Regions from separate parts of the Mus musculus genome. Here region 1 is linked to region 2. A link is a loop called in an ENCODE intact Hi-C map of the cell type or tissue named here. Cell type or tissue: heart. All regions are shown on one strand. Links, peaks and the distances in the headings refer to the core of each region. The heading gives the core; the rest is flanking DNA. Region 1 has its middle 63 kb from the start of Gm41207. Region 2 has its middle 29 kb from the start of Gm41208.

Evidence for each region. Hi-C counts contacts between places; a loop is a spot of excess contacts. Peaks named below come from ENCODE experiments on the same cell type or tissue, not always from the same donor. Only the 100,000 strongest peaks of a DNase experiment are listed, where the experiment ranks them.
Region 1: a loop joins it to region 2, with 4 times the contacts of the local background. A loop is called at or near these places in 9 of 42 quality-filtered maps.

Annotation. Positions count from the first base shown.
Region 1 is chr14:72,927,198-72,939,058 of GRCm38, forward strand. No RefSeq gene overlaps it. Among named protein-coding and RNA genes, the nearest start is that of Gm41207, 63 kb to the left of the region's middle. In heart, for the core only: no CTCF peak of the experiment used is centred there; a DNase peak (open chromatin) is centred at 5,324.
Region 2 is chr14:72,979,026-72,990,886 of GRCm38, forward strand. It overlaps the pseudogene Gm9198. Among named protein-coding and RNA genes, the nearest start is that of Gm41208, 29 kb to the right of the region's middle. In heart, for the core only: CTCF peaks have their summits at 4,678 (motif pointing left) and 4,877; DNase peaks (open chromatin) are centred at 1,986, 4,006 and 4,616; H3K4me3 peaks cover 596 bases.

The DNA.
Region 1 (11,861 bases), core at 1,819-9,818, 51 kb before region 2:
AAAGAAACCGCTAGCTTATTCAGGATATTAGACACAGTCCCTAAGCAACAGTAATGTCCAAACACCAAGCTTAAAACTCATTCCCTACAGTGGGTTATGAGAGCCAAACAGAGCCAAGTGGAGATTTCTCTTGAGTACCACCTCACAGGAAACTCAGTAAGAGCCCAAACCTACCCCGTAGTTATTGCCCTAGTTTCTTAGCACATCTCAAGTATAGACATGAGAATAGAGTTACTCAGAAGTCTTTAGAGTCCACTTACTGGATTCTTGTCCTCTTCCCTCAAAAGAGCAAGTCAAAAGCAACGCCTCACCTCCGATATCTTAGTTTGTTTGGGTCTCCTTAACATCGTGTCACAGGTTGGGTGGCTTAAGCAGGAGAAACACATCTCTCCCAGCTCTGAGTATGGGAAGTGCAAGGTGACGGTGCTGACGAGGTAGGTTTCATTCCGAAGCCTTTTCCTTAGCTTGCAGCTGATTTCCATCTCCCTATGTGTTCATATGGCCTTTCTGTATCTTCATACTATGTGTGCTTCCTGGCATGTGTGAACAATGTGTTCATATGGCCTTTCTGTATCTTCATACTATGTGTGCTTCCTGGCATGTGTGAACAAGTGGGGGGGGTGCTGTCAGAGAAAGTGGCTAAGTATGGCTTAAAGATCAACAGTCCAATAGAATAAGGGCTTCCTGGTTTCCTTTAATTCTAACTACTTTTTAAGAACTCTCTCTCCATGAGCAATCATTTTATGGACTAAGCCTTCACATATGAAGTTAAGGGTATACAATGCAGTTCATAGTGCTTGGTCAGTTGAAGCCATAAATTCCATTATTGTGGATATGAAAAGATAGGCTTTCACATTCCCATCTGGATGACAGTTCGGTCATCATTAAAACTGCATACATTTTTGAATAATGATACTAGTTTATTGTAAGCCCAATCAGAGAGTTATTCTGCTTACGGGACTCATATGATCTCTTTACTGAAGCAAATGTGCCTAGCCTGTGAAGCACATGGACACACCTGGGGCAAGAGCGATGGGTCAGCAGTTAAGAGCGCTTGTTACACTTACAGAGGACCTGGTTTGGTTCCCAGCACGTCAGTTCCAAGAGATCCAGTGCTCTCTTCTGGCTTCCATGGGCACCAGCCATGCACTCAGGACACACACATGTGTGCAAACAAGAAAACCTCATAAACATAAAATAAAAGTAAATAAATCATTAAGCATATGCACACCTTACAGTCTCTGAAATGCAGCTATCCAACTATGTCTTTCAAAGCAGGAAATGCGAGACATAGCTTGCTTTGACCTAAGAGGATAGAACGGTATATATACATACATTCCTTCACTTACAAAGAAATTAAACCTGATAAACTCATCGGAAGTCAAAAACATTTAAAGTCAGAAATGCATTTAATATACTTAGCCTACCACACATCACAGCTCAGCAACATAATACACTGCATGTAGCTCATTGGTTGCTTAGCCTGGTAGTTGAGTGACTTCCTGGGACCTATGCCTCACAACTGCTGGGCATCATTTTTAGGCACTGGATATTTCTATATTTTTATCCAGTACCTAAAAAGACTAAAATTCAAAAGTTTAAGTACAGTTTCAATTGAATTGCACTATTCCCACTGTATTGTAAAATTGAAAGTTCTAAGTCAAACTGTATTAAGGAACTCTCTCTGCTGTAAGAGGATTGCCTCAGTGAACCATCAACTTCCAAGCCTTGCATAACAGGTCATTCTGCAGAGACCTTGAATATGTTCCAGATACTGCTAACCTGCCTATACCCCTACCACCAAAAACAAGCTTCAATACCAAGCTATACCCCTACCACCAAAAACAAGCTTCAATACCTCAGAGAGATTTAAGCCAGATATAGTTTTTCTGTCTGCCATGACTTAATTAGCACCCTATTTATGGATTTATTAAATCTTTGTTCCAGAAGAACGTGGTTCCAGAACATAAGAACAAGCTTCAAGGTTATATGAGACTGAAGAAAGAGAGCAACGTACCCAGGATTATAAACCGCAATTAGTTGAGAGAACTCAATGATTAGCAATACCACATGTGTCTCCATTATCTGGATCAGAAGGAAAGATAAATACTCATCCATGAAGACAAAAACATAGGTCAGAATATACCCGATGTATCCTGTCAGCATTGGACATAATCCTATTCTATGAACACTACACAAGAAAATCCAACTAGAGCTATACTAGGGTAATCATAGTTGTTAGGATTTGAGATGACCTCCAATCCAGAGAAAGCCATTTCCTCTACCACAGTATCCTATACTGAAGTGGAAACTTATGGGGTCTTTGGAAAGTCAGTGGCGTCGGTTGGTGTTTTGCTGGGCCAAATACATGAAGGAATGTTTTCACCTGAAGCAGACACAGGTGGAAGGATGTTTTGCTAAAGCAAGCAGGTGAAGGATGAGTGGTCAAGGATTCTTCACTAAAGACACGAGTGTGTTGGTTTGCCCTACATTGCGTTGTTGAGCTCCATTTGTAATAAAGGCAAAAAGAGAAATAAGCCCCCCCCCCAAAAAAAATTCTGGTGGTGTTCTGTTGGCTTCTCACCACTTCCTTGGTCTCAGGCCAATTGGCAGAGTGATGTCAGCTGATACAAACTCACGTGGAGTTTGGCTAAGACAGACTCACACACTGAGGGAAGGACACATGGGGAGGCAAAACCTGTGGAGAACACATGATGTTTGGAGGGAGTATAGATAGGACTCAATGGACAGCAATGGGGGCTTACATGGCTAGCTTTGCAATTCTTCCTTGGTCTCGTGTCTTTGCTGATCTTCAATTCACTGAGGGAGGCACAGCAGAGAACTTCTCTTGTCGTCCCTGGTGGTCCTGGCTGCTCTTGCTGACGCTGCTTCAGTGGAGGCCTGGCTATTTCTACTAGGTCTTGCCACCTCTGCTAATTTGTGTTTGCAATCCTGAACACTACTAAACTGGACTGCTGGTATATTTGTGGAGTGTTTGTGAGTGGATCAAGCAGCCACTGCTGGTTTCTGTGAACTGAACTATTAATTTCCTGACAACACAGATTGGATTTGCTCCAAAGAACAATTTATAAACAGGTCACCTTCCCCTGTATCCTAACAGCCTTTCTTTTCCACCACCACTTCTGGTGGGTGGTGGACTAGAAGGGAGATTAAAGAGTTTATGAATGCTTATTAAAACAGGTTGAGAAACATTAAAGACAACACTATGCAATTATCATATTGATCAAGAAGCTCATTTTAGATCAATAGATTAGGCAACTGAATCTCCTATAGATTTTTAACTTGTTTAACTATGTACTATATTGCTTAGAATTGGTTATATTTAGAGAAATGTAAGACATCTTACAACATTGTCATATAGCTTCTTCTCACCTTACAATGGGATTTTACACTGTGATAAGTATATTAGAAGTCAAATATCTTGTGAGCTGAAAGTGTGTTTAGTACACCCAATCTTCCAATACTCAGTAGCTCTGAACACATTGGATAATTAGCTCTAGGTCTTCTGACACATGACTGATGGGCCTGGGGTTTATTGCCCAGCCAAGCATCCTGAAGAAGTTTGTATTGCATATTGCTAGCCCAGCAAAGGACCAAAATTAAAACATTGGTTTCTACTAAAAAGCATGTTGCTTTTGCTCCACATAAGTCAACAACTGTAAGTCAAGACATCATATATAAGTAAATACTCAAACATATGATATAGGGATGTGTTGTAATCATAGATATTATGAACCCTTCTAAACAGGGGTTTACCATCTAGTTGAATTGTGAAAGATGACAGTAAGACAATCATACAAAGTGTCATTAAGTATTCTAAGACTTACAAGCTGTCTGATGTGGCCTTGAGTTGTCTATCAGCAAGCCTGTGGATAACATCACTCTGTACTCACAGGGAAACTTCTCCACATCCCTAGTTACTGGTCCATTTCTTCCTTTCAACTAGAACTTCGAAAAGGCAATTCACAACATGGCAGGCAGACAAACCACAGAATCTAATCTCCAAGAAATGTAGCAAAACCACATGGCCTCTTTGGTTCTGACTGGAAAGGAACCATTTTCCTCTCACCAAATGAAAGGAATTGCCATCTATGTAGTTGGATGTATATGAGTTTTGTTCTGGTATATTCTCTATATTTTGCTTTTCTGTACTTACACTGAATATTATCACTTGTCTTAGCAGCAAAGTTCACAACCTACACTTCAGGTGCAATTTCTTCTGGGACATGGTCCAGTGCTTTGAGTTTCCATAGGTCCACATGGGTGGAGGGGGTAAGATTTTATATTCATATCTGAGAAAGCTAACCACAAGCCTTGAATATAAAATGCATTGAACAGAGATTACAAAGGCCCTGGCATATTCAATTTCAATGTTATTATTAATATGGTACTTGTGTCTTCCTTCCTATCCCCTAACTAGATATGACAAATGATGGGGTTCAGAAATAACCTGGGGTTCACCACCATAGTCTGTATCTCTCTTACGGTTGAGTCATCTAACAAGGAAAAAATGGTTTCAAAACTTGAATCTATTTCAGAAAGGAAGAAAACATTTTGCCTCTTTTTTGGTCTCCTTAAAATGCTGATTAAGTTCAGACAGGGCCCTCTGCAGGCAGACTTTCCCTGTAATGGTGAGCATCTAGTTAATAACAGCTCAGAGAATCCCACAGCACACACTACAGCTCCAATGGAGGGGAAGGCTGCCTCTTTATCTACTTAATCTATCCACCCATACACTCATGTTCTAATCTATCTATTCAGTCAGTCGGCTCCCCATTTCCCACTCCAATGTGTAGTGATAACATGCTGAGCCATACATGACATTTTTACTATGACTGACAATGAATAGCACGAAAACAAAATGACTCCATGGTAAACACAAATGGGTGGAGCAATTCTAATATGCATTGATGTTTTTAGTATATCTTTAGCTTTCAAGTGTATACTGAAGGAACAAAGCTCAAAGTGGTTAGTGTCTGGCACAAAGTGACCCAGAATGAAAGCAATTATTGGGGCTGGAGAGATACCAGGGTAGGTGGGACAGGGACCGGACCGTGTGAGACCCTATAAAAACGTTATCTTTCACTCAAAGAAGGATGGAAATGCATTAGGCTTTCCTCAGAGAAACATCATGATAATGTCGATTTGAAAAAGGTCCATGTGGATGACATAAGGAGGTCAGAAGCAAACAGAAGTTCGAAAATTCCTGCATCCTCCAGAGGATGGTGAGTCAGACAGAGGCAGTGAGCTCCGGCCAGATCTCGATGCTCTGGAAGTACAGCTGTCAAGATGGATTGGGGGCGGGCTGTGAAAGGAAGAGGGAAAGGGGCCGAATAATGTTCCAGGCTGTATAATCTGAGGAGCAGGGCTCGACAGTTTCCCCAGATCTATTAGCTAGCTCCCTGCTTTCCTGTTATTTGGCGCAGATGTCCTCTGTTCAGAATGGCTCTCACGAGCCATGTGTAGCAAGCATTCAGATTGTTCACACATGTTAGTTCACTCTCCTTTTAAGGAGATGGGAGAATTGTCGTGTGTCCTATTTAACTCAGGTTGATCCTATGTCCAGTTTTTGGCTAGTGAAATGTGAGCCATTTTCAGGTAAAAATTTTAATAGCTAGTTTTGTGTCTTACCTTTTTTTTCTTTTTCCCCTAGTAGGGCAACTAGAAATTTCCTCTAGAGCAGTGGTTCTCAACCTGACCCTCAGCCATAAAATTAATTCGTTGCTACTTCATAAACTGTCATTTTGATCCTGTTATGAATTGTAATGTAAATATATGCTATGTGACCCTGTGGGGGGTCGTGACCTACATGTTGGTAAGTGCTGTTCTAGAGCCTGTCTAGAGTGAGGAATAAAGAATCCAAGTCTCAGATGTTCTTTGGTGGTCATGAGGTATGAAGTAGGAGCAAATCATGGTTGTTATAAACCTCTAAGGTTTGGAGAATTGTTTGTTATTGCAATATAACCAGCCAATTCTGACTGATATATCACATTTTACATAAATAAAAAGACTTGTAGCCTTCTTCAACTCTTTCATACCCCCTCACTTTTACCACCTCTGGACACCACTCATATTGTCTTTCCTTTGTAATGAACATCTGATAAGGACAGACCTCTGGTCCTATCTGTTCACTATTGTGTCCAGTACTTACACCAGTGTCTGACTCATATCGGGCACCAAGGGAAAACTTGGTGAGTGAATGAATTAATGAATGAACGAACAAATGAACAAATGAACGGATGCATGCAATGAGACATTAGGGAGCATGTTACAGAGCAAGAAGAATTAATGCTAAATCTTCCAAGAACACAGAAGCTTTCCAAGGTAAGAAGGAAGCCTGTGGAGAGACTAAGAAGTCCAGGGGACTCTAAGAACCTTTGTCACCTTAGACTACAGCTGTGCAAAGAATTAGAGGTCAAAGAAATTGCAAGATGAGAGATAAGATTACAGACATAGGTTGGATGTGTGTGTGTGTGTGTGTGTGTGTGTTTATTTAAGGGACCTTTCTGTCCTTTTCTAATATGCAGGGACTTTATTTCTTGTACTGTAATGAGCCAACAGAGTTTTTAAAACAGGAAATGACAAGAAGAGTTTTGACTCTGCCTGGACAAATTACATCCAGGGAGCAATTTCTGTTCCTCATTTCTCTCTGGCCACTGCACTGATGTCACCCTGCATCAAATCATTCCTTTGTTTTGTTTTGTTTTGTTCTGTTTTGTTTTGTTTTGTTTTTTTAAAAAAAAAACTCAACAAATGTTTCCTGCTTGCTTGAGCAGTATACAATATATAGTACACAGGGGACAAGCAAAAGGAACACACTCTATACCTCAGATGTGCTTGCCTTGAGAGGGGTTCAAAGCTAATACACAAACGGTAGCTCTACAAGCCACAGAACAAAAAATCCTGGGTGGAGCTTCTGGTTTCTGTGTACCTTTAGTCTCATCTTCACATTTACTCTTGCTCCTTAGCTGGGCTCCTCTAAATCTCCCTTGGTCATTTGGGACCATTTCCATCCAGTGCAAAACAGAGCATCTCTATCAAGTCTCAAAAACAGCAGCACTTGGCATTTTAAAACATTTTACAAAACACCCCAACATGCACATGATCTCACTCCATCCTTTTAAGAGCCCTAGAAATAGTATAAAAGTAAAGCCAAACAAGGGGGGATGGGTTTTGAGAAATTGCAAATTGTCCAAAGGCATTTAATCAGAAAGGCTTGGAATGTGGACCACAAAGAATAGACATGAGTAAGGAAAGATCCACATGGACTAGTAGATCCTTGGTCCCATAGCTGGAATTCCACTGGGTTTGCCTCTGATTAAAATTGCATTCTTGCACCTATGGAACCCCAGATACTGCGACAAAGAAAATAGTCTCTGCTTTTTCTGGAAGTTAGTATCACAGTGTAGAGTCTACAGTCTCCTCTGTTCCATGGCCGAGTTTCCCTTCCTCTACAATTCCTAATAAACCCATCAGGAAGCTTATGCTATTATGTGGTACTGGGCAGAGTTAGTACGTGACATGCCACATGGTGCCACCTCTGCAACAGTCTTCTTTTTAACAAGGGTAACATGCTAGGCTCAGTGGTTTCTGCCCACTCTACCAGTTGTTAGAGAGCAGTTTTTCTTGCTGACAAAGGACAGTAAAACTGTCAGGTCCCAGAACTGACTATTCCAGAAAAAAAAGCTCTTCAGAAAATCTGTTTTACTCATTCCTTTCCTTGATGTGCTTTTTGGTGACCTAACATTTTGGAGTCTCACCAACTTGTAGGGCTAACTGGCGCCGTTTGAAACACTCAGTCATGGGTAAGAAATGCCATAGAGGGTCAACAGCATCCTCAGCACCAGGTCCCCCACATGAGTGCATCTGGCAGTTCATGCTTTACAAGTGGCTCCCTGGCAGGACTCAGTACCTGTGTCACTTTGTTTATAAGCTGACATCTCTTGCTCCTTGGTGTTCCACTCCTCTTGGTCTCGCCATCTGGAGATGAGCTTCCAAGAAGATGCCATAGCCTGTAGGTATCTAATGGGCAATTTCTTATTCCTGGTGTTCCCTGGCCTCCTCAGAAATGTCTGTGATTCCAATTATGTAACAACACCATGTTTAGACTAAGTGTCCAGAGGAAAGGGGAAAATCTGCTGTCAACCAAAACAAAATGAGTTTAGAGGTAGAGAACAATGTAAAAACAGATTGTTAAGTGTTTATCTATCTCAACAGTGGGCATTCTAAAGAAACCATTACCAGTGCCATTATCAGCAAGGGTTATGGAAGATGAGAACCGTAAGAAGCACACATTGGGTGTGCTTGTTTGAAGAAAACTGCAAATTTCTGCATTTCTGTCAATAAAAGACAGAGGAATGACATCAGCAATATAGTGGGCAGGGAGGGCTTAAATCATCTTCCCCAACTGAAACACAAATTTAACAGCAAACATTTTAAGTGTATCTGTGAAAACTCCAAGGACCAAGTAAAGTTTCCTACACCCCAGATGATGATGAAGCCCAGTAGAAAATCTAAGATGCTCTCCACTGTTTGACTTTCACCAGAATATCCCACATACCATACTGGGTGATAGAGAAGAAACCTTTAACTCCTAGATGTCAGACTTTCTGACCAGGGACTGCCTTCTGTCTTAAGTCACAGAGCCACACTAGTAAAAACAGCCCACCAGATCTGGGATGCCAGAGAATGAAGGTGGTCAGCCAGATTCTACAGTGTGGCAGAAATACATGGGATACCTGTATCATGGTTAACCACAGCACCAGACAGGTTGCAGCATCAGACATCTGAGGGAATTTCTAATAGAAACTTGGAAACCTCTTCTGATAGGCTATACTCACAGCTCACAGAAGGTACATGTTCAGAAACTCCCTGAGAAGTTTTCAGAATGTCTATCTTACTAGGGAAATTTCCTTTTATATAAAATCAAATGGAAAAATCTGGAAGACTGTGTAGTTTTTTTAAATGCCAAAATCCCATCAATAACAACAACAACAACAAAACACTGAGATATGGAAAAAATAAGAAACTATAATATGTTTTAAGGAGCAAGTTAAATTTCCAGCAATGTGCTCTTTAAAGAAAAAGCAGAAATGTGAATTGCCATATAAATGACTAATAATTATAATGATAAATATGCTCAATAAAAGAAAACATAGATATACAAATAAATGGAATCAGGAAAATAGAAGACTGCAGTAACTGAAATGAAAAAATGCACCCGACGACCTCAACAGCAGACTTGATTGGGCAGGAAAAAGAATAGTCAGTGAGCTTGAGAAGAGGACTTCTTCAATGGCCAGAAAGGAGAATCCAATCCACAGGGGTAATAACAGAGCCCACAGGACATCTGGACAGCATCAAGGACAACAGCATATATGAATGGCACTTCCAGGACAAAAAAAGGAAAAAAGAAGTAGGTAATACATTAAAAAAATATATTGAAATTTCCCCCAACTGATGAGAGACTAAATATACAAATTTGAGAAGCCCAAAGAACTCCAGTGGAAAGACAGTTAAAAGACTTAGAAGGCATGTCATAGTCAAGTTGTCAGAAGTCACAGACAGTGAGAAAATTTCAAAGCAGACAAAGAAAAGCGACTCATCACATGATGGGGTTCCTACTGAACTGTGAATTCCCAGAGGGAGCCGTCCTAGAAGGGAGTGAATTTGTATAGTCAAAGTACTGAAAGAAAAGAGCCCTACTGATTAAGAAAATTGTGGTTGGCTAGCTACCTTTCAAAACTATAGAAGACTTGAAGACTTTCTCAGTTAAACAGAAACTAAGGGAGTTCAGCTCACTCTACCCTAAAGAGTAGGAGTGGCCATTCATATAAGAAAATCGGGTTGGAGCCCTGTGGGCTTTCCCTCTTCCATGTTGGCACATCTATTGGTGTCTTCCTTGTTGATGTCTTGTTTAGGCAGCCATGTTGTGAGAGTTCAAGTGTGCAGCTTTCCCTATAGCAGACTTCCTATTCTTCTTACAGTCCTTCTGCCCCCTTTCCTCCATGTTTCCTGAGACTTGGGTGCAGGAATTGTGTTATAATGTATCTATATTAGTTAGGGCTTACCGCTACTTGATCACTTGTTTCTGCATTTTGATTGGTTGTGGTTTTCTGTAATGGTCTCTATAGGCAAGATGTGTAGATCTCTGGCTGGGCAGAGAGCTTGGATGTGACATGGGAGGTGCCTATAGGTCTTGGGCAGGCAAGATAGTGTTGTAGTTTTGTTTTTAAGACCAAAGGAGAAAAATTGACAAGATTTCAATTATATTAGAAAAAGGAGAGAAGTCCTAATTTTTAAAGTTAGTAATGAAAAGAGGGCTATGACACATGAATTAAAAGGACTAGAAATGTTCAAAGAACAAGGAACCCGAATCATTCCCAATTCTGAAAGACATCCAAACTCACTATGTAAGGCTAGTGTTACCCTAATACAATGCTAGACAAAGGCATGATACAAATAAAAGTTGACTAATATCTCCCATTTAAAACTGATGCAAACTTTAAAAACCCTAATAAACTGATTACAACAGCTGTTTAGAGGATCATCCATGATGGCCAAGTAGAACTCATACCTGAAAAGCCAGGATGGTTCAACACACGGAAGTTAAGGACTGTAACAAGTCCTTGTTAAAAATACAAAGGACAAAAGTACAAAGTCATTTCAATCAGTGTAGCAAATGCAGTCGACAAACAACACACACAACAAGCTAAGAATAAACAGAAACTACCACAATAGAACAAAAGCCAGGCTTACAACTAACATCATACTCAACAGGCAAAGGCTGAAAGCCTTTTGTCTAAGATCAGGGAACATGGCAAGGTTACCTACTCTCATCATTACTGTTTGATCTATGAGAGACCGATGGCACATATGGCAGATGCACCGGTGAAGAGAGGTACTGAGACCAAAGTGGGGATCAAAGATTCAAAATTATAAGACGCATCACTGAGCAGATTTTCAACCCAACTAAGTAATGATCTTGGGAGTTATACTGATGCTGGAAAAATTCTTCCTTCTCAGAGGTAAATTTAAGCAGTGGCAAGAAGCCATTTTAAAAAGACCCTGGCTAAATAAGTCAATGGGCATCTGGTACTAGAGGTAAGGGTCTTTCTTTGAATGGCTTGCTCTGAGAGACCAGACAAAATGTCATAGGACTATCCTCTAAGACATGACTTGCAGAATTCCTTTGGGTAGAGAAGATGACATCTTTAAACCCAAACCAGCTCATGGTCCATTCAGTGGAGATATGGTTGTTAGACTTGAGAGGACCACAGAGGCAGGCTTTGCACCTGCACATGGGCAAGGAACAGCACAGAACATGCTCTGCACTCATCTCCCCACAAGGGTCACAGAGGGATAGTTGCTGCATCTGCACCCACAGGAAGACTACACATGACTGCACCTGCAGTACTGTGGGAGACCAGAAACTTCCACACCTGTGCTCAGGCTCCTGTCTGCAAAGACACAGTCCAAAACCCCACCCAGTTCTGGTTCCCATTTATATGCCCTCTGTTCAATAGGTAATTTCAGAGTAGTTGGTCTGTTTTCTTTTTATTTATTTATCTTAGATAGACTCTCCCAAAGAGTACAAGTTGGCCTGGAGCTGGAATTCTCTCTTCAGAACCCTAAAAACTAGAATTTAGGTAGTCTCACTGCATTTCACAATTCATTCTCTTTCTGTTCTGCTTTTAGCAGGAGATTGCTTCTCCATTTATCTTTATTCTTTTAATCTTCTATATTGAGGTTTGGTCAGCTGTTATGTATGAGAGTGCTAAATACTGGCCCTGGTTGTCTCAGGGACAAGAGAGTCCTCATGTACACAAAGTGATTCTATG
Region 2 (11,861 bases), core at 1,184-9,183:
CTCCAGACTCTGCACCAAGCCTCCAGACCTAGTGGAAGGCGAGACAGCCGAACGATATCCTCCCAAAGCCGGTGGTAAGATGTGCGGGCATGAAGCTGACTGAGAGCTTGGGTGGCCAGCCTCAGGGTTTGTTCTGGATGCAACACAATCAAAATTACTGCCAGTACGCAAGCTGGCAACACCAATCCAGTGAGGTGGAAAACCACACAGCTGGCCAGAAGGCGGCCGGCTGAGGCCAACAGCTCCAGTGCTAGCTGGCAGGGGGTCCACAGGAGAATGGCCATAGCCACTGCACTGCTGGAGTTGTGAGCGAGGAAAGCAGCCACCATGTCTGTCATCCTCCAAAGAGGCCCGGTTACAGCATCCCACAGGGCCAGCACCAGGGAGAAGAAGTTCTGGGTGCCAATAAGGCAGATGTTGATCAGACTGTTGATCACATAAGGCCACCAGGCTCATGGCAATAGCACAGATGTCACAGGCCTGGCGCAGCAAAGCATGGCCATTGGAGACCATGTTCAGGACCATATTCAGGAATTCCCGGCTCCTCAGAGCTCCGTGGGAGGCCAGGTGCCCCAGTAGCTTTAAGTTCTCCAAGTCAGAGCAGCAGCTATAAAGGAGCGTCCCCAAGGCCTGAAGTCCCCCGAAGGTAAATCGGACCACAGCTTCAACTAAGGCCAGCAAAGAAAGCAGGAATCCTCGACCCAAGTGCAGAAGACTGGTCAGTACCAGTACCGTGTGTGGCAGATTGTAGATAAAGGCCAAAAGCCAGGCCAGGGTAGCCAGGAGGGAGGACGTGAGCAGGAAGTTGAGATCCAACGTCAAGTTCAGCAAGTCCAGCACCAAGCCCACCCCATTCACCACCAAGTAGACAGGCTCCATGATAGAGCTGCAGAGTTCAGGACAAAAGGAAGGCTGGCTCCTCAGGGAAAGCGGTGTCAAGGTTGCCACTATTGTGGCGAGATCGGAGTGAATTTGGAAGGGATGCGAACGTCTAACCAAGGGTGAAGCAAGGGCTACAGAAGTGGGCTTCAGGGAACTTTTACAGGAGGGAACGGTGTCCCCGGCTTGGAAGGCGGAATGTTCGGGAGCAAAGAGGTGAAACATCTCTAAAGTGACAGCGAGCCCGGACTGGAGGAAGCACCTCAGCATTAGGAGCCTGGAGCTGTAAACATAGCCTGGCCACGGGTCAGACCGGGAGGAGACCCGCAAGGATGGGACGGAGTCGGAAAGGGCCGGGTCGGGGTCGGGGCCGGGTGGGGGCGGCGCAGGCTGGGCACGGGCTCGCGGTCCAACCACGCAAGTGCCCCTGTCCCTGCCCGGCCCCTGTCCTCCCGCTCGCCCCGAGTGGCACCCAAAGGGAGAGCGGGACGGAGAGTCAGCCTTGGCAAACCCCCAGCGTGGCCTCGACTCCACTGGGCGCCGCCATCTTGTTTGCGACTCACAGTTTCAAATTTAAACACAAGTCACCCAGAGGGGGAGTTGCAAGTGGCACAATGCTTGCATGTCCACCTCCCATGACACACTCCTCACAAACCTCCTAAACACGGTGCTACTGACTGGGAACCAAATCCTCGATTATCTGAGGCTATTGGGGTATGGAGTAGTCACATTCAAACCACTACATAGGCCACTGTCCCTAAGGAGTGTGGATGCTAAAAGTCCTCAATAAAATACTTGCAAACAAAATTCAACATGTTGGAACCATTTGCCGCACACACAAAAGAAAATTAGAAGGCTTCATTCCAGGTATAAAAATATGTTTTAACACTTGGAAAAAAAAACAATAGGAGTTACACAGCATTTTAGCCAACTTGAAGACAGAAATCACATGATCATCTCAACAGATGGAGAGAGCTGTCTTTGCTGAAATCCAACATCCTGTCATGATGCAAGCTTTGAGGAAACTGCAGAGAAAACAATAGACAGTAACCAAATGTCACTGACCACAGAGAATAGAAGAGCTGTTTTGTGCCAGTTCTGTAGAGCAAGCCCGTCTTGTGTTGGCCTCTCCTGTGATGGTATGATTGGTGCACACACAACAGCTGGCTTTGTATATGAGTTCTCAGGGCCTGAACTCAAGTTCCCAGGCTTCGTGGCAGGCACGTTCCCCACTGCAGCCCACATCAATATTCTGAATTCCCAACAGTCATATCACTGAGTGGATAAAATTTACCTAATCATAAAGATAGGAGGATTCATTTCTATGTTAGAATAGTTAAGTGAAATGTTGTATCTATTTATGATTCCATATCTAAGTAGCCAATATTTTAAAGCCTTGGGGGTGGCAGAAATCAACACTGAAACAGGAGTTAGAGACTTCTGGCAATTAGTAACAATAAAATAGAAAGGGAGAGAGGGGGCGAGGGAGAGAGAGAGGGGGACAGGGAGAGAGGGGGGAGGGAGAGAGAGGGGGGAGGGAGAGAGAGGGGGAGAGGGAGAGAGAGAGAGGTGGACTGTAGCTCTCCCACTCCCCACAGGAATCCTCAACCACAACTCTAATCTAGGACAATACACCAAAAGGTTAACATGTGATAAAGCTGGGTGACAGAGAGCTGGCGTTTACCGTGCTATTTTATTCCCTCTGGCTTCCTAGAAGCAGAAAAATCTATCGACAATATTCATTTGAGACCTCTAGAGACACAGGAATGAAAATGTGCATTTTGCTTTGCCTTTGTAGGAAGCATGAGATGGGGGACAGAGGAGGGCACGGGGAGGGATCTCGGCAGAGGGCAAATGCTGGTTGCAATGAGACGAGCTTGCTGCAGGACTTTGTACCTGTAGAGGACTCTAAGCCATTGTTCTGAGCGTGGTGTTGACACTATAACACTGTATCCGTGTGGGTTTGGAAATGAGTGCATCCATGTTTGTGAAGGTTTGGAAGAGCTAGGGCAAGCTGGAGTCATGACATCACAGGAAAACAAATGGCCTGGAAGTTTATTGTGGCCAATGCAAACCTGTGTGGGCTGTCACCCTCTTAGGGGAAATTCTAGCTATTGCTTAGCACTGGAGGAAATACTGCAATGGTACCTGTGTGTGTGGTAGTGGTGGTCTGTGTGGGAGGGAGTCCTCTCTTCATGTCACCTTTATATACACAGGGACTTCCAGGTGAGCAGCCACAGGCCCCTGAGCAAGCTGAGAAGGTAATATCCCACACTGTTCTTTGAACAGCTTCAGCAACGGTAAGTGTATCCCAGACTTTTATCCTGTCTCAGAGCTCATGGGTCAGCTCCCAAGGGTTGTGACCTGAAGCCAGTACTTCAAGAGCCTGCTCCTGCTTTAAATACAAATTACATGGCTTGGAGTTCCCCTCCATCTTCCCTGAAAGCAAACAGAATGAAAAGATATCTAATCTAAGAATCTTTTCATTCATGAGCACCCTTTTGCACCTAGCACTGGGCAGAAATGAGGAGCCAGGGACAAAATAAGGGGTTGGAGGGTCAGCTTGGATCTTTGGGGAATGTCAGGTCAACAAACAGGTGAAGTGTCAGAAGAAAAGTACTTGGTGGTGATTCTTACAGCATCCTCTGGGTCTGAAGAGACCGTGTAGACCTCTGCCAGTATGTTTGGCACAGAAGCCAAAGTCTAGGTTGAATTGAAAGGGCAAATGTGTCATGGTGACTAGTGGCCAAGGGGGCACACACAAATCCTTGGAGTACAAGAAATTACAATGGCCCTCTTATTTTGAGGAGGCACCCTCAAGATAATAAAAGGGCACTGTTATTTATCCTCTGGTGCCCCCATCTTCTGTGCAACCTCGGCACTGGTAGCCTTCAGGCCAGCCCATAATGCTGCCCCACTGCAGCTTAATTAGAGCATCAAAACGTACAGGAGGAGATGAAGCAAAGAAGGCTGGGACACGTGCACAAATCCTGCTGACCACCTTGGATTTCTTCCTGTTACCATAGCTCTGGTAGACTGCAGAGATTTGAATCTTGGATATGGAATCGAACTCCAGCTTTAGGCAAGTTAATCTCTGAAAGCCTCCAATTCCCTGGTTGTCAAATGGGGATATGAATCACCGCTGCCAGGCAGTGGAGTTGGCAGGGTGAGAGAGACAGCGTGGAAGGCAGACAGGGTTCTGCAGAGTCAGTGCTTAAGGAAATGTTACCGCTGTTGTTCAGCTCTCCTGCGGTGCTATGCCCTCTGTCCTCTGCATATCATCAATAGTCACACTGCACTGACAGTCTCTTTCCCTAGTCGGTGTTATGAACAGAGAAAGTGTGATGAGTGCTATTTGCTTAGTTCTCCCTAGAAATTCTAACACCAGGTTATTGTTCCTTCCTACCCGCCCACCCATTACTAATTGCGAAACCCATCATGGTCACCGTAGGCTTTTGTGCACGGGAGAATCGTGACTATACGAGTCTTCTTTATCTAGGGACGTGATTTATCATAAAGACTTAAGTAGTTTATAAGCTTTTGTGTCTTCATTTGTCAGCAGCCCTAATTCTCTTATTTCCGTGGAAATTGCTCTCAGGCTTCCAGATCTGTCTTTCTGCTCTGGCCCCAGGGATGTTATATTTCACTGGCCGTTGAAATCAGTGCCTGTCATTTTCCAGGCTGACGCTGCTCACTGGGTGAGTCAGTTGTTTGGGTATGAACAGCAAAGCCTCGGATGCAGCTGCCAAAAGGGTGTGTTTGCCTTCACTTCCGGGGACTCTCTCTCAGCTGCCACCTAGTGGTGAGTTTTATGCCGGTAAAACATGGCTCGGGAGAAGCCATTCATAAACATTCCTGGTAATGAGACCCTCTGACGCTGGGAGTCATGCCAATGTCAGCGCGATAAATATTTATTCATCTTTGTAAATGACTCCACATGATTCGGAGATACTGGTGGCTGCTTTGGAAAGAAATTCCATGTTATCGTTCTCAAATAAGAATTGTAGAATTTTTCCAAATGTAGTAATAGTTCTTTTCTTCAAAATGTACCCCAGCAGAGAAAGAATTAGGCTGACACCAAGGGGGTGAGAGTATTGTTAATATTAGCTCAGCCTTTAGAATGTGCCAAACTCTAGTCTAAATAATTACACTATCCCATTTACTGCATTTCAGTCCTGACGTATCTGCAATAATATCAAAGTAATTATCTTTCTAGGCTGCTATCGTTGCTGTGGTTGTTATTCTGCAAGTGAGATAATTAAGGTTTAGAAGAGTCTAAAGTCATTTAACTGACAAGGGACAGGACTGGAATTCTAACCAAGCTACCTGACATCGGCATGTTCTTGACTCTTCCCATCATAATGGATGCTCTTTGCGTCTGTGTTCCTTCGTGATTCCAGCATCGGCTCATCTTCCAAACATCTATGAAGTCCCAGGATTGGCCCCATTGGTCCGATGTGATCTCTGCTGGCTGCCTTCCTTTTATGAAGGACTTATATACTCGAGGAGAGGACAAAGAAAAGCAAAACAAGAAGTTTTTGTGTGCGTTGATGCTACACTGAGATGAGCTCCTAGAGCTAAGAGTCATGTGGAGCAAACAGGTTTGATCCCCTGGAGAGGGGACCAATTATTCCTATGAGATAAATGGAAATTAGGAAGGCCCAAGAAAGAAAGGGGCTCTGTCAAGACCCTCCATGAAGAATAAGCAGCCCATAAGACATCCCAGGACCCAGAAGGTCATTCTGGGACACAAGTCACATGACTAACTAGCTTCAAGCCAAGACCAAGATGATGGTCTGTTTGGACACTGACTTTGTCTCAATTCCTAGAAGGATGATGGCTATCAACCCATTTTAAAGAGCACTGTTTTACAGGGGAGACTCCTGTAGAAGAGGTGAGGAAAAAATAAATTAATTAATTAATTAATTAATTTAATTAATTAATTAAAAAAGAAAAGGTGAAGAGCCTTTCTTCCCTTGGAGACCTAGAATATGCATGGAATGCTGTCCTGGACTATGGTGGGAAGTCTGGTTGGCTGTGTGTCATAGCTCTAGGCTCACCCATCCCTCAGAACCTCATAGTATCATGTGCATAACTTAAAACTGTAGAGGATGAATTACTGTCCCATTGGGTATAGACTAAGGGCTAGGGTCTCCTGCTGAATGTTGGTGGTATCTTCTAAACACAATGCAAAGGGACAGGAGTGGGGGAGGAATCTTTGTTAAAGTATCTGACTGGGCGGGGCACATTTTCATTCTCATCGCCCAGCTATCTCCCAATGTTACAGCTTCACTGATCCAAAAAGCCATTTTGCCAAATTATAAGAACCACGAAGACAGGCCCGCAGCACATACCTCACATTCTGCTGGCTGGTTACTTGATCATTTCTGTACTCTCTGCAAAGTACCAGCCTAACTGTCCAACTTCCTCCGGAACCTGAGGGCACTTTAAACTTCTTTGTTAGCCTTGCCAGCATTTCCCCTTTGATTCAGGTTGAAATAGTTAACCTAGAATTGGATCTCAGCCTGGTGAGAACTTCCTCTGAAGTTCATGTTATGTCTTTTAACCAAATCCCCCTTGTATCTCCTCAAAGAGAAATTCTCCTTCAATGGTCGTGGCATTCCTTCCTTTAAACATTTCTAGTAAGCTACTACAATGGGGAATCACTAAATCTTGCTGACAGTGGTCACATTCAGGGCAGGTTACTGTGTACATTGCTGAGGAGTCTGGAAGAACAGACAGCCATTCTTCTAACTTCTCCTGACGTGTCTCATCCTCTTAAGTGTCCTCCACGGTGTGGTGACGAGGATCTTGAAGATGTGTACTTACATTCTGTGCCAGCCATTTTAATAATAGTGGGTAATTTCCTTAGTCCCCTTGTGCCTCATCTTCTTTGCCTATAAAAGCTACCGTCACATACTGGGCTCACTAGATTGTCTTTGGTATTGGGAGGACAGGAATCACATGGCACCAACAAAAAGATCTGGCCATCTACACATCATCAAGTCTTTGCTTTCTTTGGACAGCAACTATCCCTATTTTTAACTACTTTTTGAAGTTTCTTGAACCATGATCAAATAATTTATTTCCCTCAGTGTCATGTTTGGATAATATTTTCCTGTAGAAATCGTCTGTAAAGACATTAATAGCACTAGTTTGAGAAGTAGCATTCCTACACAATAACCTTTGAAAGGGTTGAGAATATACTCACAGAAAAAAACCAGGATATGCCTGCCCCCAGTTTACTCCTCCTCCTCCAAACATCATTCAGAGTCTTTCTCGGCTGCTTTATTCCAATCACCAAGCTGAAGACAGTTCTAGCTCTGGTGCCCTTTCCTCCAATATGAGTCATGAATCTTCTCCAGTAATTTTCAGCCGTAGGTGTATCTGATAACATGAGGTATCTCCCTTTTGAAATGGATAGTTTGTGTTCATGGAAGGCAATGTTCTGCTTGTCTTAGTTTATGATGATTTTGGTCTTGGACTTTGCTTGTGAGTTTCTGAATTGGGTCTGAGTAATTGTCTGCCTTTGTGTCTTTTAATACATGCCACAAACTCGGGGGAAAAAAGAAAACCACCTGACACAGTAATCATGGGCTCATCATTCTCTTCTCATCAGGAACAGCTTTGCACAGTAATAAAGTTCTGTTGCTTTAGTCATTTGCTTGTGTCAGAAGAGCCAAAAAACGTATTGGACTGGAGGAAGAGCTTGTTTGCCTTAGAAACAAAAGTCACTCCTTCCAAACCTAATAAAACTCTGGCTGTTGTAGTCTTCATGGGTGTTACACTTTCGTCTTCATTTTTCCAAGGTCTGATACAGTGATATCATGGGGAGATGAGAATCTAATATGAAATATTTCAGTTCATCTCTACTTTTACATGTGCAAACATAGTGAGAGAAATGACTTTGGCTGATGTTAACAGCTACAGCTCTACATACTCAGTGAAAGAACACATCAGACTCACCTAGCAGACATTTCAGACTGACATGGAAACTGGCGAATGGTCATTGAATTCTCTTTCCATCTTTGTTCACACCTCATGCTCCTTTGGCAGCGAAGAGAAGTGTGTATGTGTGTGTGTGTGTGTGTGTGTGTGTGTGTGTGTCTGTGTGTGTCTGTGTGTGTCTGTGTGTGTCTCTGTGTGTCTCTGTGTGTCTCTGTGTGTGTGTGTTTAAAGAGGGGTCTGTTGACAGTAGATATGAAGTCTAAGCATGCTTGTACTATCTAAAGCCAAAACTTAAGAAATGACAAACATCAACTTCAAATACATTATCTTCCATAGTTGAACAAAAAAGTGTTTCCCTCACACAGAACCCTTTTCATTTAAAATTTGATAGGTTACATTGGCCAGAATGTAAGGGCAATGAATAACATTGCTGTGAGTACCTGGTCTTATTTTAGAATCTCTCTGGAAATAGAGACAGGTGGAACTCTGTGAGTTCAAAGCCAACCTTATCTACACAGTGAGCTCCAGGAAAGCTAGAGGCCTTGCCTAGGGAAAAAAAAAAACAATTAATTACAACAAAATAGAATAGATTCTCCCTCCTCTCATCCAAAACCCATCCCTTTCTGATCCCCAGCTCTGTAGCAGATCATCTGCATAAAAAACACAGTCAATACGAGGCAGGACAATATGTCTCCACTAAAGCCAAACAACACTACAACAGTAGGACCTGATAAGTGCAATATGGCAGAAGAACAAGACAAAGACATCAAAATAGCCTTTATGAATATATTAGAGGTCTTTAGGAAGGAAATTAATAAATTGACTAAATAAATCTACAAAAACACAGTGAAATGAAATGAAGAAAACAGTTCAGATTTTGCAAGAGGAAATAGAATCAGTAAAGAATACCCAAACTGAGAGGAAATTGGAAATGAAAACTTTAGGAACTTGTGGTGGTTTGAGGAGTGGCATGATTAGACGCTGTGGCCTTGTTGGAGTAGGTGTGGCCTTGTGTAAGAAAGTGTGTCACTGTGGGAGTGGGCAATGAGACCCTCCTCCTAACCACGTGGGAGCCAGTCTTCTTCTAGTGGCCTTCAGATGAAGATGTAGAACTCTCAGCTCCTCCTGCTCCATGCCTGGCTGGATGCTGCCATGCTCCTGTATTGATGATAATGGACTAAACCTCTGAAACTGTAAGTCAGCCTCAATTAAATGTTTTCCTTAGAAGAGTTGCCTTGGTCATGGTGTCTGTTCACAGCAGTAAAACCCTAACTAAGACAGAACTCAAATAGGCAACTTAGAGGCAAGACTCACTGACAGAATACAAGAGATGAGAGACAGAATCTCATGCATTGAAGACAAGATAGAATAAATGGACTCCTTGGTCAAAGGAAATGTTAAATCTAAAAAAACATTAAGGCACAAAACATCCAGGAAATTTGAAACATGATGAAAGAGCAAATAAAAAATAACAGGGATGGGAGGAAGGGAAGAAACCCAGGTCAAAGGCACAAAAATATTTTTAACAAAATCATAAAAGAAAAATTCCCTAACCTAAAGAAGACAGTGCTTATCAAGATACAAGTGGCATACAGAACACGAAGTAGACTGGAACAGAAAAGAAATTCCCCACAACACATAACAATCAAAATGCTAAATGTACAGAACAATGGAAGAATAATAAAATCTGCAAGGGAAAAAGACCAAGTAACATATAAAGACAGATCTATCAGACTAACTCTCCACTTTTTAATGGAGATGCTAAAAGCCAGAGGATCTTGAGAGTTCTACACGCTCAAGAGAACACAGATGCCAGCCCAGACTACCATACCCAGAAAAACTCAATCACAATAGATGGAGAAAGGAAAACATTCCACAATAAAACCAAATGTAAGCAGCATGTATTTATAAATCCAACCCCATAGAGGGTGCTATAAAGAAAACTGAAACCCAAAGAAGCTAACCACACCCAAGAAAACTGAAGGAATAAATAATATCTGACCAAAAAGTCAAAGGAGGGGAGAAAAAAAGGAAATCACATCCTAACAACAACCAAAAGAATTAAATATAAACAGCACTTCTCACTGAGAACTCTCAACAACAATTGTTGCGGTTCCCCAATAAAAAGATATGAAATAATAGAATGGATTCAAAAACAGGATCCAACCTTCTGTTGCATCCAAGAAACACAGCTTAACATCAAAAATAGACATCACCTTGGGCTAAGAGGATGAAAAATGATACTCTAAGCAAGCTGGCATAGCCATTTTAATATCTGGAAAAACTAGACTTCAAACCAAAACTAATCATAAGAGATAGGGTGGGACACTACATGCTCATCTAAGGAAAATCCACTAAGACTATTGCAATGTTTAGCATCTATGCACCAAACACAAGACATCCAAGTTTATAAAAGAAACATTATTACAGCTTAAATCATGTATCACCTCACACACACAAACACACTGATATGGGTGAGTTCAAAACTCAGTCTCACCAATATATAGGGCATCTAGACCAAAGTTAAACAAAGAAGTGCTGGAGTTCACTGGCATCATAAACCAAATGGATGTAACATTTCACCAAACACAAAAGAACACACCTTCTTCTCAACACCTCATGGAACTTTTTCAAAAATTGGTCACATACTCCAACACACAGCAAGTCTCAACAGATGCAAGAAAATTGAAATAACACCCTGCATCCTATCTGATCACCATGGATTAAAGGTGGATATTAACAACAGAAAGCTTATAAATTCATGGAAACTGAACAACTCTCAACTGAATGAAAAAAATGGGACAGGACAGAAATGAAGAAGGAAGTTAAAGCCTTTCTAGAATTGAACGGAAATGAAAGTATAATTTACCCAAATTTGTAGGACACAATGGAGGTGGCTCAAAGAAGCAAGTTCACAGCATAAGTGCCTAGCTATCACAAGTGGGGGGGGGGTGGAGGGAGGGAGGAACCTGGGAGTGAAAGTGGACTGGAGAGGGAGAACCTGATCTGATATTGGGTGAAGGAAAAGGACTGAAGCCCTAAGGGCCAGCAGAAAGAATGGAAATAGGCAACCTCGGGAGATAGGAGGTTGGAGGGATCCGCCAGAATGCACCAGAGACTGGGAGGTGAGAAGTTCTCAGGACTCAAAGGAAGGGACCTTAGATGAAATGCCCGACAGTAGCGAGAGAGAAATTACAGAGCCCATCTCTCCAGCAGAAAGACAGGACATCAAGTGAGGGATGATGGGGTTGCTATCCTACAGTCACAACTCTGACCCAAAATTGTTCCTGTCTGAAAGAATTACAGGGATGGAAATGGAGAGGACCTGAGGAAAAGAAGGTCCAGCGACATGCCCAAAGTGGGATCCAGCTCAAGGGGAGGTCCCAAGGCCTGACACTATTACTGAGGCTATGCAGCGCTCACAAAAAGGGACCTAGCATGACTGCCCTCCAAAAGACCTAACAGCAGCTGAAAGAGTCAGATGCAGATATTTGCACCCAACCAATGGACAGAAGCAGTTGATCCCTGTTGTTGAATTAGGGAAGGCTGAAAGAAGCTGAGGAGAAGGGTGATCCCGTAGGAGGACCAGCAGTCTCAATTAACCTGGATCCCCAAGATCTCTCAGATACTGGACCAACCTGGCAGCATATGCCAGCTGATAGGAGGCCTCCAACACACATACAGTAGAAGACTGCCAGGTTTGTGTTTATTCAGAGATGATGCACTTAACCCTCAAGAGACTGGAGGCCCCAGGGAGTTTAGAAGTCAGGTGGGGTTGGGGATAGGGATATCCACGTGGAGACAGGGGGTAGGGAGGAGGTGTGGGATATGGAACAGTCGGAGGGTGGATTGGGGCGGGGGTGGGATAAAATATGGAGTGTAAAAAATAATTAATTAAAAAAAGAGAGAGATCTCATACTAGTAACTTAACAGCACATATAAACACCCTGGGGTGGGGGGGGGGGAGAAAAGAAATAACACCCAAAATAAGTAGATGGCAAGAGATAATCACAGTCAGGGCTGAAACAGAAACA